Linked DNA regions of Homo sapiens: regions 2 and 3 are each linked to region 1. The links are chromatin contacts, found by Hi-C in ENCODE. All regions are on one chromosome and are shown on one strand. Each heading gives the region's core, a stretch centred on a gene start or an enhancer-like site at or near the end of the contact. The rest is flanking DNA. Distances are from core to core; before and after follow the strand shown.

The links. Hi-C counts contacts between places; a loop is a spot of excess contacts on that map. Pooled maps may share reads with other maps.
Region 2: a map of CD8-positive, alpha-beta T cell shows a loop between it and region 1 (8-fold over the local background). The contact joins the promoter of EFHD2 here to the promoter of IFFO2 in region 1. A Hi-C loop is called at or near these places in 1 of 168 maps with a recorded cell type or tissue (CD8-positive, alpha-beta T cell), 1 of 37 single-sample maps with no recorded cell type and 7 of 50 pooled maps.
Region 3: a loop to region 1 is called in a map of CD8-positive, alpha-beta T cell, with 19 times the contacts of the local background. The contact joins the promoter of CASP9 here to the promoter of IFFO2 in region 1. A Hi-C loop is called at or near these places in 4 of 168 maps with a recorded cell type or tissue (B cell, CD8-positive, alpha-beta T cell and naive thymus-derived CD4-positive, alpha-beta T cell), 5 of 37 single-sample maps with no recorded cell type and 11 of 50 pooled maps.

What each region holds. Positions count from the first base shown.
Region 1 is chr1:18,954,709-18,959,444 of GRCh38, forward strand. IFFO2 (intermediate filament family orphan 2) reads right to left here and starts at 1,968. Exons shown (of 9, transcript NM_001136265.2): 1 at 960-1,968. The coding sequence starts at 1,624. RefSeq lists silencers at 721-910, 1,151-1,410, 1,981-2,150.
Region 2 is chr1:15,407,510-15,412,245 of GRCh38, forward strand. It overlaps EFHD2 (EF-hand domain family member D2), which reads left to right and starts at 2,379. Exons shown (of 4, transcript NM_024329.6): 1 at 2,379-2,770. The coding sequence starts at 2,463. EFHD2-AS1 (EFHD2 antisense RNA 1) reads right to left here. Exons shown (of 4, transcript NR_183705.1): 1 at 4,397-4,736; 2 at 328-398. RefSeq lists silencers at 2,027-2,626, 4,241-4,290 and an enhancer at 2,139-3,001.
Region 3 is chr1:15,521,756-15,526,491 of GRCh38, forward strand. CASP9 (caspase 9) reads right to left here and starts at 2,460. Exons shown (of 9, transcript NM_001229.5): 1 at 2,314-2,460. The coding sequence starts at 2,445. RefSeq lists silencers at 2,430-2,819, 3,100-3,539.

The sequences.
Region 1 (4,736 bases), core at 718-3,217:
AGTATTGTCGGCCAGACTGCAGACAGGAAGCAATGACAGTTTCCCAGCTGGGGAATCTGGGCTAGGCAGGAATGCACTGGCCAGTCTTGCAGAGTCTGGACCCCAGTTCTAGCCAGAGATTGTGGTCTCAGTCCATTCAATGTCCAGTCTCCAGCCCAACATTATCTTCTCCTGGGGGCTTTTAAGGCTGAGTTTGTTAGGGCTCAATAAACCATGAGACTCAGGGAGTGGGGAGAAGAGGGATGAAAGGAGGCATTTTATAAAAGCTTGTGAGCAGTCTGTTGTAGTTGTGGTTATCCAACCCAGCAAGCTGGACCTTACAGAGCTGGAGCAAGACGGCAGACACTGGCCCCAGGGGGTAGGGGCAGATCCATCCATTTTCAAAAACGTGATCTCATTTAATTCAAGAAATAAAAAGGCAGTGGGTTGGTTAGAGTTTTTCTTTTCATATGTTGAGGGAGGGGAGCATATTTCCTACTTCCTTGGTAAAAATACTTATGCTAGGAGACAGACTAGCCAGGAGTGGTTAAAATCTCTGGTTGAAATCCCGGTTTCACCACTTACTCGCCAAGCCACCTTAGGCAAATCACTTAGCATTTCTGCACCTCGGTTTCCTCATCTGCGAGATGAGGATAAGACTGCCTTACACAATACGCTGTATTGTGCTGAGAATTAAATGAGATCGCATAAAACACAGACAGTTATTATGTCACCTAGAAAACAATGTGCCTCACCAGTGACAGCATCGAGGTGGCCCCCACGGTAGCCAGCGCCCGCCCCCATCCTGGGATCTAGATAACTGGGCCTTCCTGGCGTACGTAAGACGCTCTGCAAACACAGCTTCCAGCCCACCTGCCAGTACCAGCTGCCCGCCCGGCCCCCGTCCCGCATACGCATTCCGCGGCAGCCTGGACCTGGGCGCCCCGTCCCAGGGCGGCGGGGGAGGGGCGGCCACTCACCTCCGCTTATACTCGTCGCGCTCGCGCTTCACCTTGGCCAGCACGTTGTAGAGCGCGCGGATCTCCGGCGTGATGGTGTCGATCTGCACGCCCACGCCGTCGGGGTGCACCCACGACACGCCGGGGCCCTGCACGGTCTCCACGCCGCCGCCGCCCGTGCGCCGCACCTGCGTGTAGCTCCAGATGGTCCCGGGCAGGCGGCCGTAGTGCTGCGGGTGCGAGCCGCCGCCGGGGGGCAGGCCGCCCAGGGCCACGGCATTGGCGTTGGCGCCGGCCGCCGCGCCACTGCTGAGGCCGTGCCCGCCGCCGGGCGCCGGGGGCCGCAGCAACTCGGGCCCGGTCTGCACGGCCTGCTCGCGGGAGAAGGTCTTGTAGCGCAGCCGCCGCTCGCGCTCGCTCTGCTGCTGCTCCAGCTGCTTCTCCAGCAGCCGGTTGCGCCGCTCCAGCTCGTGCACCTTAGCCAGGAAGCAGCGGAAGCGCACGTTGAGCCCCTTCAAGAGGTGGATGTTGGAGCCCAGGTCGTCCCGCAGCGCCGCCGTCACCGGCGACGGACCCGGCCCTGCCCCGCCGCCGCCGCCGCCCCCGCCAGGGCAGCCCCCGCCGCCGCCGCCCGGCGGGCAGCCGAAGGCCAAGGCCATCTCCCCGAACAGCAGCGAGTTCACCATGCGCCGGCTGCGCGGCTCAGGGCCCCGGGCCCGCGGCTCCAGGTGCGGCTCCAGCTCCGGGCAGGGCTCCCGGCGCGGCCGGGCCAGGGTGGGCGCGGGCTCCAGCGCGGCCGGCCGGGCGGTTCCAGATGCGCGCCAGATGCGGCCTCCGCAGAGACGGCAGGACGGATGGCCCCGGATGCGGGCGCCGAGGCGAGAGAGGGCACTCGGCCGCTCCTCGGGACGCGGTGGAGGCCGCGGTATCTGCGCGGGGCCAGAAGGGTCGCGGGTCTCACCGCCCGGGCTGTCAGAGACGCTGTGGAGGGGCCGCGGCAGCCGCACGCAGAGGACTCTCGGCCGGCACTGCCCCTTCTGCGGCGGGCCCCGCCCACTGCAGACACTGGCCCCGCCCCCGCCGCGGCCCCGCCCACCCCTCCTCCCTCTGCGGCGTTCCCCGAGCCCGAGGCTCCGCCCCACGAGGCCCGCAGCGCCGGGCCCCACCCACAGACCCTCGGCTCCGCCCACCTCCGGGTTCTCCCGCTTTCTCCGCAGCATAGACTCCGCCCAGCTCCCCGGCGGGGCCACGCCCTCTCCTGCGTCTGGTCCTGCCTCCCCGCCGGGTGCCGATTCTCTGCTGGGGGACCCGGACCGCAGAGCTGCACCAGGGACCGGGTTAGCTGGAACCGCCGCAGAGCCAGCCGGGCCTCTTAAAGGGGCCAGCAGCCTCGGCAACGCTCGCTTTCCACTTTTTAGGGCGCTCCTCTCCCACGTCGCCTGCCGAGAGGGCTCCGTTTCTCTGTCCTCTCTGCCCGCAATGCCCCTGGCCCCAAATTCCTTCGGATGTGCGCGACCGCGGCTGGAAGGGCTGGGGGACCACAGTATCCGAAGGTGCATCGGCACCCCACCCCCACTCTAGCCTGGGGAGGCCCAGATCGACCTTTCGGGGATAAGAGGGCGCCCGTGCCCCACGCTGCGGACCCGGGGGTGGGCTCCTCGAATGCTAGCTGCGGGCCTTGTCCTCTCGAGATCGGCCCGGGCACAGCTAAGCCCGCTGGTTCCCCCGCCCACTGAGGAGCCGAGCAGCATGGGGGTTGGGGAGGCCGAGCAAGACCCTCCCGGGATGACACCCACAAACTCGGCCTGGGCCTCGCCTCTGCTGAGCTGCTCAGCACCTCCCCACCACCCACACCCACACGCTGAGATGAAGCTGACCCCGAGAGCTGGGGATTCATTTCACAGACATGGGGCTTAGCGGGCCGCCTGGGGCAGACCGAGGCAACCCGAGGACCCATTCATTCATTCATTCATTCATTCAAATGTTTTCACACCTACCACGTTAAAGGCCAAGTTCTCCAGTCTCTGGTGTCTCCTGAACCGTGTTGCAAACATTAGTATATGTCAGGCGCCATACTTATTTATTATCCCCATTTTACAGAGAAGGTCACTGAGACGTTAAGTAGCCACAATGGTCCAAAGTGCATGCTCTAACCGGCCTTCCACAATGCTGGCCTCGGGCCTCGTGTCCATTTCCGCATTTGGTCCTCACCGCAAACCTCAGAGGGGAGGTGACCCCCACCTTGAACCCCCACCTTTGAACGCCTGTGGCTTGCATTGTATGCACTTAACCAGATATGTGGCATGTTTCAGATACTTCCGACTGCATTTTTTACTAGCAGTTTAATTTTTGTCTTGTTATTAACTTTTGTGTTTGTTTTGTCTCTTTGTATGTAAGCTTGAGGACAGGCACACTGTCTTACATGGACAATGCCTTGGTGTTCTTGGTGACAAAGGAGACACGGGCTTGCCCTGGAGTGATGTGGCTGTGATGTTAGTCTGCTGTGTTTTTGATTTAGCCACAAAAGCAAACCTTCCCCATAGTTCCTTCCCTCAACCACAGTTCCTTGCTTCCTGCCAACACGGACTCACCTTAAACACCCAGCTCTGAAACTCACTCATCTAGAAACCTTTCTCTGCTTAACCCAACCCAGTCTGGACACTGCCCTTTACTCTTCGTTCTCTCGTCTCTTGATGATGTTCTTGTTTATCTAACCTAAGGAATCAAAACCCCTTTGCCTTGAAGCAGAGGTTCATGGACCCCCAAGAGGACTGAGGATAGAATTCTGGGGGGTCCATGACACAGGGGTGGACAAAAGTTATACCTTTAGCCTCACTAATCTCTAAAGGCTTTGTTGTCTGTTTGTTTATTTGTTTGTTTGAAACAGAGTTTCACTCTTGTTGCCCAGGCTAGAGTGCAATGGTGCGATCTTGGCTCATCACAACCTCCACCTCCGGGGTTCAAGAGATTATCCTGCCTCAGCCTCCCAAGTAGCTGGGATTACAGGCATGCGCCACCACACCCGGCTAATTTTTTTGTATTCTTAGTAGAGATGGGGGTTTCTCTATGTTGGTCAGGCTGGTCTTGAACCCCCAACCTCAGGTGATCCGCCCACCTTGACCTCCCGAAGTTCTGGGATTACAGACGTAAGCCACCGTGCCCAGCCAATGGTTTTTAACATATCCTTTGATTATGAATGTAGGCAGCAAGTAGATGTCCCTGTGATTTTGTCACTAGTAGAAATCACAGGTATTTATGTAACACACTACAGTTATTGTAAACATCTCAAGATATCATCTAAGCTACGAGAACTGTGAAATTAAAGTCATATTAGACCGACCACTAAATCTTATTTAATGTATTAGTAAAAGAGAACGTATGTTACTATATGAGAAATTGTTAATAGTTTGATATCTATTTTTAGTAAAATGACTTTTCATAGTAATCCTAATGCCTTTTTAAAAAAATTATTCTCAGAAGGGGTCCACAGGCTCCACCCAATGCCTGAGTGGTCCCATGGAAGAGAAAGGGTTAAGAAGTCACACCTGGGGAGTGGCTCCCTGCAACCTCTTCCAGGAAGGATCTGTCCTTCCAACAAAGTTGCCCTGGAATTGGGGTGTGCAGCCCTCCTTGAGGGTGGGGGCAGCCCTGCCCTGGGCCCTGGAGATATTCAGACTTTCCGTGATGACTTGTGGAGCACCTGCTTCGGCACAAATCCTGCATTAAATGCAGAGGAAGGAGCTAAAGGGGCTCCAGGGGAGCTGATGGAGACAACCAAAAAAGACCATCCTGAGGCAT
Region 2 (4,736 bases), core at 1,129-3,628, 3.5 Mb before region 1:
CCCCTAATCAAGAGGCAAGTGATATTTCCTGGAAGTTTCACCTCCATTCAGGGCTCATCAGCTTTCTCTGCTTTTCGTTCCATCACTGCTTCTTTGATTCCTGAAAAAGTGCTTTTCTTGGAGCCCAATGACCAATGACCAATGAAGAAAAAAACTTGGAGTAAAAGGCAGCCCCAGCGTCCATCTCTGGCCCAGGCCCAAGGCCTCTGAAATGGGGCCACAGTACTGGGCAGCTTGAGGTCTCACCCTGTGGTCACAGTCTCAGAGCTCTGCAAACCCCGAAAACCTGTGAGAAAAATCAACCCAAGAGGTGTTAAAAGGACTCACCCATCCGGGCAGCATTTCCCGAGCTCTGCCTGAGTTTAACAGTTGTAAGGCTCCGGCGTTCAGCAGCCCTCCTGCAAGATACTATAGGTAATGAGCAGGAATTCCACCACCCTCCCTCCTAAGAGCTGTGTCCACACAAAGCCAAATAGGTAACTGACCAGAGAGCTTACTACGCACAGGCAGTCCACATAATTCAAACCCCAACCCCAGTTTTTTCACATATATATGTAAGTTGTTTTGCAAGAAGGCAAAACCCTCACATTATCTCCTCACTGTGAAGTTTGCGCCCACGTCAAGCAGATGCAAACAATTTCATAAAACGGCAACCCAGTTTTATGCAGAACCATTGGAAATCATAAATTGGAGTAAATTGAGGCTCACTAGAGTCTTGAAAGTAATTAGCTGCTTTGTGAGGAAGACTAAGAATTCAACAAACTTAAGCATCTACAAACATCATCTGCAGACATCATCTTAAACATTTTAATCTGCATCCTGTCCCTAGTCCTTTGCATTCCTTAAATAACTATTTTACTTCTGTTGGGTCCTTCAGGGCTGCATACAGGAGATATGGAAGCCTGTCTTTTGCAAGTAGCTGGACCGAACTGCCCAAAACTAAGAGAAACTTAATTCTGAGATTTAAAACAAAAAAACCATTTTAGCTGAGCATCTTTATTGGACTCAAAAACAATTTCATAAACAAGTAAATGAGAACTTCACATTTTCTGAACCTTGAAGGTTTTTTCCTCAATTTCATTCTTTTAAAAATACCTTTTAAATTAATTCAGCAAGGTTCTTAAACACAGCAAATTGACAAATATCAACTGAGTGTCTGTTCTGTGCAAATCACTCTGTAACAGCTTGCTGGCTTTACATTCTCGAGGGCTCCCTGCCTCCAGAGCACCCTGGTTTTCGGCCCTGCACGCATCTTTTCTCTGCACCTTGGCTGGTTGGAGCAGTTTCAGTAGACAGGTCCTGATTGACCCAACATTTCAGAGAACATGCACAGAGCATAGTCCTCCTTCTAAATCAGGGATTCTCAAATTTCAGTGAGCAGAACTCCCCTGGGTGCTTGTTTACACGTAGATTCCTGGGTCCCACCCCAGAGATCAGTTTCGTCTGTCCAAATTGGAGCCTGAAAATCTGTATTATTAACCTAGGCCCCAGTGGTTCTGATGCTGGAGGTCCAGAGTTGTGCAGTTGTAAGGTGACAGCCCAGACCACAGAGATACTTATCTGAACTCTTTCCCCAGTCCTGTCCAGGAGCCGTTGGGGAGGACATCTCTCCTCTGGGGACCCCATCAAAATGGCGACATCATGATCTCCCTGTCAGTTTCCCTAAAGTACAGTCACAGGCGACAACACTGGCCCAGCAGCTATTGTGCCAAGTCATCCGTGTGATGGTGCGGGGCCTCGGGAGAGAGGACCACCAGCCCCTTCCCCTGTCCCTCACCCGCTGTCTCCAGGGGCCCTTTCAGGGGTGAAACCCAGTCCCATCTCCCTCGCAGCTGCTAGTCTGTCCTCTTCCAAGAGGCCATCGGCGCCCGCCACGGTTCACCCTAAACAGGGGTTTCTGCTCCCCAGGTCCGCCTCGGAACCCCTGCAACCCTCATTGAGAACGCCAGTGTTTAACAGCGAGTCGTTTCCATAGCAACCGACAGGGTGTCACAGACACAGGATTATGACTTCACGGCGTGGGGATTCCGGAGAAGGGGGTGGGGCGGCGCCCCCCCTCGCTTCCCCGCCCCCCGGCAAGCCCCGCTCCTCACCCAAGCCGCGGGGGAGGAGCCCTCTTCTTTCCCGCCCGGCCCCGGCCCCCAGCAGGACCCCTCCCGCTCAGCTGCTACAGTGGGCACGAAGAGGGGCATGGCTTTCGGCCGCGCTCCCCAGCCTCGCGGGGGGCAGACGACGGCGGGCGGGGCGCGCAGAGTACACTCGACCCCCGGCGGCCGGGAGCGATCACGCGCACGCCGCGCGGGCCCGGGGGCGGGGGCGGGGCGCGCGGTCCCCGCCAGGGCCCAAGTCCCACCTTCGGGGGCGGTGCCTGGCCCGGGGAGTGTCAGGAAGAGGAAGAGCGCGGCCGGCGGCGCTGCGCTGAGAGCAGGGGCCCGGCCAAGGCGAGTGCCGCGCGGGCCACCATGGCCACGGACGAGCTGGCCACCAAGCTGAGCCGGCGGCTGCAGATGGAGGGCGAGGGCGGCGGCGAGACCCCGGAGCAGCCCGGGCTGAACGGGGCAGCGGCGGCGGCGGCGGGGGCACCCGACGAGGCGGCCGAGGCGCTGGGCAGCGCGGACTGCGAGCTGAGCGCCAAGCTGCTGCGGCGCGCAGACCTCAACCAGGGCATCGGCGAGCCCCAGTCGCCCAGCCGCCGCGTCTTCAACCCCTACACCGAGTTCAAGGAGTTCTCCAGGAAGCAGATCAAGGACATGGAGAAGATGTTCAAGCAGTAAGTGCCCGCGCGACCCGGCCCCCCGCCCGCCCCGCGACCCGGTCTCGGGCCCCGAACCCCCCGATCCCCGGATCCCGCTCCGCCCCGGGAGCCTGCCGTCAGCCAAGCTTCCCCGAACCCAGACGCACCGGGGTTGGGGACCCGGCGGCCCCTTCCAGATCGAGACCCGGCATCTCACCGCGCACGTTAGTCTGGGGGACCCCCGGCCCCTGGCACGCGGCGGAGACTCGTATTTGTGCTGCCTCCGGTACACCATAGACGCGTCCACAGAGTGGGGGACCCCAGGCTTCCTTCCAGATAATCGCCAGGCCCCGCGAGCCCCACCCCCACCACCACACGTGTGGGTCCCGGGCCCTCCGCGCTGTTAGTGGGGCTTCTCCACCACCCCACACCGCACACACCGAGGCTGAGGACCCAGCGGCCTTCCTTCCCCGATCCCAGCTACTCGCGTTCCCCACCCCCACCCCAACACACGCTGGCCAAAGATACCCACCCCAGTGCCCCTCGACACCACATGCCAACCACATTCCCTCCCTTAAGGTCTTTTCGTTTCCTCTGCGATCTCAGGTCTCCCTCAAGGTGGGTTCTGGGCAGGGATCCCCCCAACTTCCTCTCCAGTTACTTAGCGTCTACCAGCAAACTGGGGGCAAAGACTTGCCCTTTCCATCCCCACCCACTCATTAGCCAGGACCCAAATCCTTCACTCACAAGTGGTCTCCTTAGGAAGGGACCCCTCGGCCCCTGTTGCCCCTCTGGTGTAAACCTCACTCCAGTCGTCCCTGTGGGCCGAGTCCCCTCCGGGTTTGGAAGGCCTCCCTCCCGCTCCTGCCCGCCCCACCCCCGTGCACCCAGCAGCTTGCAGTCACCGCTCCCCTGCTTCTGTCGCAAGGCCCCCCATCTCTCCTCCCCACTCCGTATATCCCCTTCCCTCCCCACAGGGACCCCCCATGTCCCACACCCACCCTGGTCAAAAGGGGCCCCTTCCTATGTGACTTGCCCTGTTACCCCCACCCCTACCCTTTATTCCATCAGATCCACACTGTGTGCCCTCACCAGGGTGGATGGGCACCCCCAGGCGTGTGGGCTCATCCCCCTGTCCCCCCACAAAAACAATCTTAATGTCTCTGTGGAGGGGCTAGGGAGAGAGGGCCCAGCTCCCTCCGGCCCATCCCTGGGTCCCACTCTGTTGGGTCTAAGATGCACAGCCACTCTCTCCCAGCCATGTGTGTGCCCAGGGGATGGGGAAGGTGCCAGTGCCCCTCCCTTTGGTAGCTTTCCCCACCTCCTGTTCCCTGTCCCCCTGCCCCTGGCTCCTGGAGAGGGAACAGCCTCGTTCCACGATCTGGGTGCTGGTCTGGAGTGGTTCTGGAAGGGGATAGAACTGGCCTGAGGCTGAGTCTTGGGGGTGAGCCAGGAGGTCTAGCCCCACCTGGCACAGGCAGCCCAGGGCTGAGGGAGGGATGCGGCAAGGCCGGCTCCCGCTTGGCTGGGCAGGAGGTGGGGGCAGACCAGGGGTGTCAGCCTCAGCCACATGCAGCTGTCAGTGCCCCAACATCAAGCCGGAAGCCCAGGAAGGGGCGTTTTGCAACTGCACTGTTTGAGAAAGGCTCTGACCCTACTCACCACAGCTTGCAGCAGCTTCTGCATTTGGCCCCAAGGCAGGGGGAAGGATTTCTGGTTCCCAGTTGCGGGTGGCTGAGGAGTCCCATACTTTCCCAAGGTCCTTCTGGGGGAAAATCAAGTCCTTGACCCCCGGCCCCTCTGAACCTCTTTGAGAAAGTCCCAGGGCCCAGAACCTCTTCAAGAAAGTCCCAGGGCGCCCACGTCCTTGGCTCCACGGTGTTTGGTTGGAGTTCTTCTAAAGTTTCTTCCCAGCAGAAGACTGGCGAGATTGGGAGAGCAGGATTTCCAGGATTCCTGGAAGAGTAACGTGAATGCTCCTGGGTGGGCAGACGCAGGGGTG
Region 3 (4,736 bases), core at 1,210-3,709, 3.4 Mb before region 1:
TCCCCCGGGCCCAGCTGTCTTTTTTTCTATCTCTTTCTCCTGTGTCTTTATTTCTACGATCTCTCATCTCCGCACACGAGGAGAAAAACCCACAGGCCCTGTAAGGCTTGACCCTACCAATTTTTAGTTTTATTTAATTTTAATTACTTCAAATTTACCTTTAACGACATGTGGCTAATGGCTACTGTTGGGAACAGCACAGACCTACAGTGCCACTGAGAAGGTAAGTCTCACTAGCAGAACAGTTGGCTACATGCAAATAGATGGTGGTGTTTAGGTTTCTCTCCACATTTGCTGAACACTCCAGGAGGTCAACACTGTGTTAAATGCATTGTTTCATCTTTTTCTCCCTCAATAACTTTATAGAGTTAAATTAGAACTTCCCAACTTTTTAGGGTAAAAAATTTCAGGGAAACTGAGTCATAGGGTTTTTCTGTTTGTTTGGCTCATTGGTTGTGGTTTTTTACAACTTGCTAATATGTAACAAGGCCAGGATGAGAGCCCAGATCCAACTGGTTCCAAAACCTGCCTGTTTTTCAGCCATACTGAATGGCAAAATGGCAACCTGTGGTTCCCACAAGGTTCTTAAAAAATTTCTGAATTTGTTGCTAACATTTTAAGCCAGGGAATTTGACAGAGGAATCAAGATTTTCAGCTTCTTTTTTAAGATGTGAAAGCTGGGCCGGGTACAGTGGCTCACACCTGTAATCCCAACACTGAGGCAGGAGAATCACTTGAGGCCAAGAGTTTGAGACTCATCTAGGCAACATAGCAAGACTCCTATCTGTACAAAAAAAAAATTTTTTTTAATTAGCCAGGCATGGTGGCATGTGCCTAAAGTCCCAGCTGCTCTAAAGGCTGAGGCAGGAAGACCACTTAAGCCCAGGAGGTCAAGGTCGCAGTGAGCCATGATCTCATCCCTGCACTCCAGGCTGGGCAAGAGTGAGACCCTGCCTCAAAATAAGTGTAAGATGTGGCAATACTGGGCCATTTGTTGATATGGCCATACTCAGCTGGAGACGGAGGGCAGTGCAAAGGCTATCCACTATGACGCCCATCCATTGGTCCTCCATGGGCATTTGAGTTTGTGATCCCCGTGAACATTCCTGAAGGCAAGGACTGTGGCCTCAAACCATTACTGTTCCCCAGTAGGGGCCACACAGAAGGCACAAAACTTATTTTATTATTAATGAATAATTACTCATATGATACTCAATTATTTAAAGACTCTTTCCCTGGGCCAGGGCACTGGCCAGGGATATCCAGCCAGCCACTCACACCTACTGCACCTCATGGTAGGAAATATCTCCTGCATCCTCACAGGCCTGTGATGAGGGTCAAATGAGACAAAGATGGGAAAGTGCTTTTAAACAAAACCTCAAATGTTTGACTTCATTATTCTCCATTCTGCATCAGGTCCCCTCATTTCCAAAACCTCTTAACAAAACATAAACTGAACACAGAAGGGGCTGGCCAAAGAGGGCAGGGTACGCTGATCCCCCGCTCTGTGCCTAGCACTACAGTTTCACATCCGTTATTTCATTTAGTCCTTATGACAGTATTATTCTTATTCCCATTTCACAGCCCAGAAACTGTGGCTCAAAGAGGGTAAGTGACTGGCCCAAGAACACGCTGCCAGGCAGCCTGATGCCAAAGTGGGTTCCCGAAACCTCTATGCTAGAAAAGTAAAAACGCACACGCCTCCTTCCTCGCAAGTATTAACGTAAATTAAAATGGAGACCAACCATGAAGAATTCCTGAGCAGACAAAACCAATCAGGTATCCTAAGTGACCTAAATCTTGCTTAAACTGCAAACATAAGCAAAATTTAACTTGGGTCATATCTGATAAATGCTTATGTTAGAGAGAAATAAAACTTAAGACCAGCCAAAAGCAGTCAATTAACAGACCTTAAAAAAAAAAGGCAATTTTGTAACTGCAAACCAATCAAATAATTTCTTTATTTTGCTTCCACATTTTCCCAATAAATACTTGCCTCTGACGTTTTGTCATTGCAACACTAAAGCTCTTTCAGTCTGATGTTCTCCAATTCATGAATTGTTTCTTATTCAAAGTTCTCAAGATGTGTCTCACATTTTTCCTTTACACAAGAAACACAAGCACTAACAGTGTACGCTGACTGAGTATGGCATGGAATCGCTTTAGCGAACACCCGACTAAGAGGTGTTTGGGATTCTTTGGCTCCGCTGAGGGGTTTGAAGCCACAGGGAAGGCTAGGCTCCCGCACAACGCCTCCTCGAGGGGCGTGGGGACCCGGCCGTGCAGCGCGGGGACAGGGGGCCGGGGGCGCACCTGGATGTCCTCGATCATATGGGGCCTGAACAGCTCGCGGCTCAGCAGGGCGTCCCAGAGCTGGTCCACCTGCAGCTCTTCCACCAGCCGCAGCCGGCACCGCCGCAGGAGCCGCCGATCCGCTTCGTCCATGGCGAGTAGCCAACTAAGACTCCAGGCCGCCTCAGTCCGCTTCCGGGCCTCGGCCGCCCGCCCCAGTCCCCAGGACCCGCCCCCGCCCCAGGGCCTGCCCCCGCGTCACGGCCCCGGGTCAGTCTTCGCTCCCCACCGCCTCCGGACGCATCTCCAAGGCCTCGCCCCGCCCCCAGGAGTCGCTCTTGCGTCACCGCCCCGCCCTCAGGACGCACCTCTGCGCCTCGCCCCGCCCCCAGGGCCAAGCCTCCCATCACCGCGCCGCCCCAGAACACGCTCCGCGTCACCGCCCCGCCCCAGAACCCGCCCCACGTCACCGCCCCGCTCCAGAATCCACCACTGCGTCCCCGCCCCAGAACCCGCCCCGTATCCCCGCACTGACCTCACGTCACCGCCCCGCCCCCGCGTTACCGTCCCGCCCGCAGGACGCATCTCCAACGCCTCGCCCCGCCCCAAGGATTCGCTCTTGCGTCACCGCCTCGCCTTCAGGACGCCTCCGCGCCTCGCCCTGTCCCCAGGGTCAATTCTGGGGTCACCGCCTGTCCCCAGAACCTGCCACCGCGTCACCGCCCACTCCCCGGGACGCATCTAGAAGGTCTCGCCCCGCCCCCAGGATTCGCTCTGCGTCATCGCCCCGCCCTCAGGACGCACCTCAGCGCCTCGCGCCGACCCCAGAATCCATTCCGCGCCACCGCCCCGCCCCCAGGATTCAACCCACGCCCCCACCCCGCCCCCAAGGTCAATCTTGCGCCACCGCCCCGCCCCCAAGGGCTAGCCTCGTGCCACCGCCCCGCCTCCAAGAGCCAATCCCCTCCCCTCGCTCCACCCTCAGAATCGTCCTTGCGTCACCGCTCAGCCTCAGACTCCAGTTCGCACTCTCGCCCCGCCCCCAAAGTCAATCCTCACCCCCAGGATCCATCCTTCTGTCACCGCCCCGCCCCAAGGCGGCACCTCCGCGACTCGCCCCGCCCCCAGGGCCCCGCCCCGCCCCCGCATCACCTCCCCACTCCGGGCGCAGGTGCCCTTTTGCAATTCTGGCACCAGTTCCTGGTCCACCGCGGGCCCTTCGCCAGAATTCACTATAGCCCCGCTTTTACAGAGATCCGGAGGGAGTCGTCACACTTCCAGCAAGAGGGAAACCATGAGTGGAGCCGTGATCTGTCCCGCCCATTCAACCTCCTCCGGGGCATGGCTTCCCCTTAGCCCCCTCCTCCACCCCAAGTAAAACCATAAGCTCCCCTCACCGCCCTTGTGCCCAGATCGCAGTTGACTGTTCCAAACTCGAGTGTCTGATCCAACCAAGCCCACCTTACACAGTCTTCCATTCCCTCTTCCCTCCCTCCCACCCTAACACCTCCCACACAGAAAAAAAAAAAAACGGCAGAAATCTAGTCCTGTAAACTCCCATCGTTCTGAACGGTTCATTTTCACATTTCAAAAATAATCGTTTCTGTTTACTGAGCATTTGCTAAGTCCCAGGCATCGTGCTAGCCACTTTTCATGCTTATTTCACTTATCCTTAACTACAATCCTGCCAGGAAAGTATTCCCACCCCCCGCCGGTTTTACAGATGTAGACCCTAGGGTTCAGGGAAACGAATGTTTAAGGTCACTTGGGTACTAAGTGGCCGAGGCAGGCAGGATTGAAACCCGAACCTGACTCTGTAAGCCACACTCTTAAGAATCCACCTTAGAATATAATCTCTTGAGCACCAAAACCTCAGCCCCATTCGTTCACTTCTACGAATATTTATTGAGCCTGTAGTCAAACACTAAGAACATGAAGGTGAACAAAACAAAATCCCTGCTTTTAGAGTTTACATTCCAGTGGAAGGATCAGGTGATAAACTATATCAATAAATAAGACATACTATGTTAGATAGTGATAAATGCAAAGAGAAAAAAATAAAAACAAGACAGGGAGATATGAAAGCTCTTTATATCCGCAAGGGATCTATCTCATTGGCTCAAAGAAAGTTTCCTTCACTTACCTGTGCCTTATCCCTCTCTCCACCCCCACCGCCCTTTCCCCGTGCTTAAGGCACAGACTGGTACATTCTTGGGTGGAGCTCGGTTTTCGGTAAACGGGATTAAAAGTCCTGGATTCTCTCAAAAAAAAAAAAGATAAGTAAACAAAAATAAAAGGAATGCTGGATTCTAGGCCTTGGGCAAATCTCTGCCCCTCTCTGGACCTCGGTCTCCCTATCAATATTGCAGGAGTTGGAGAGTTAAAGAATCCCTAAGGTCACTTCCAATCTGACGCTCTAAGGTTCTACGAATAGGGTTAAAGAG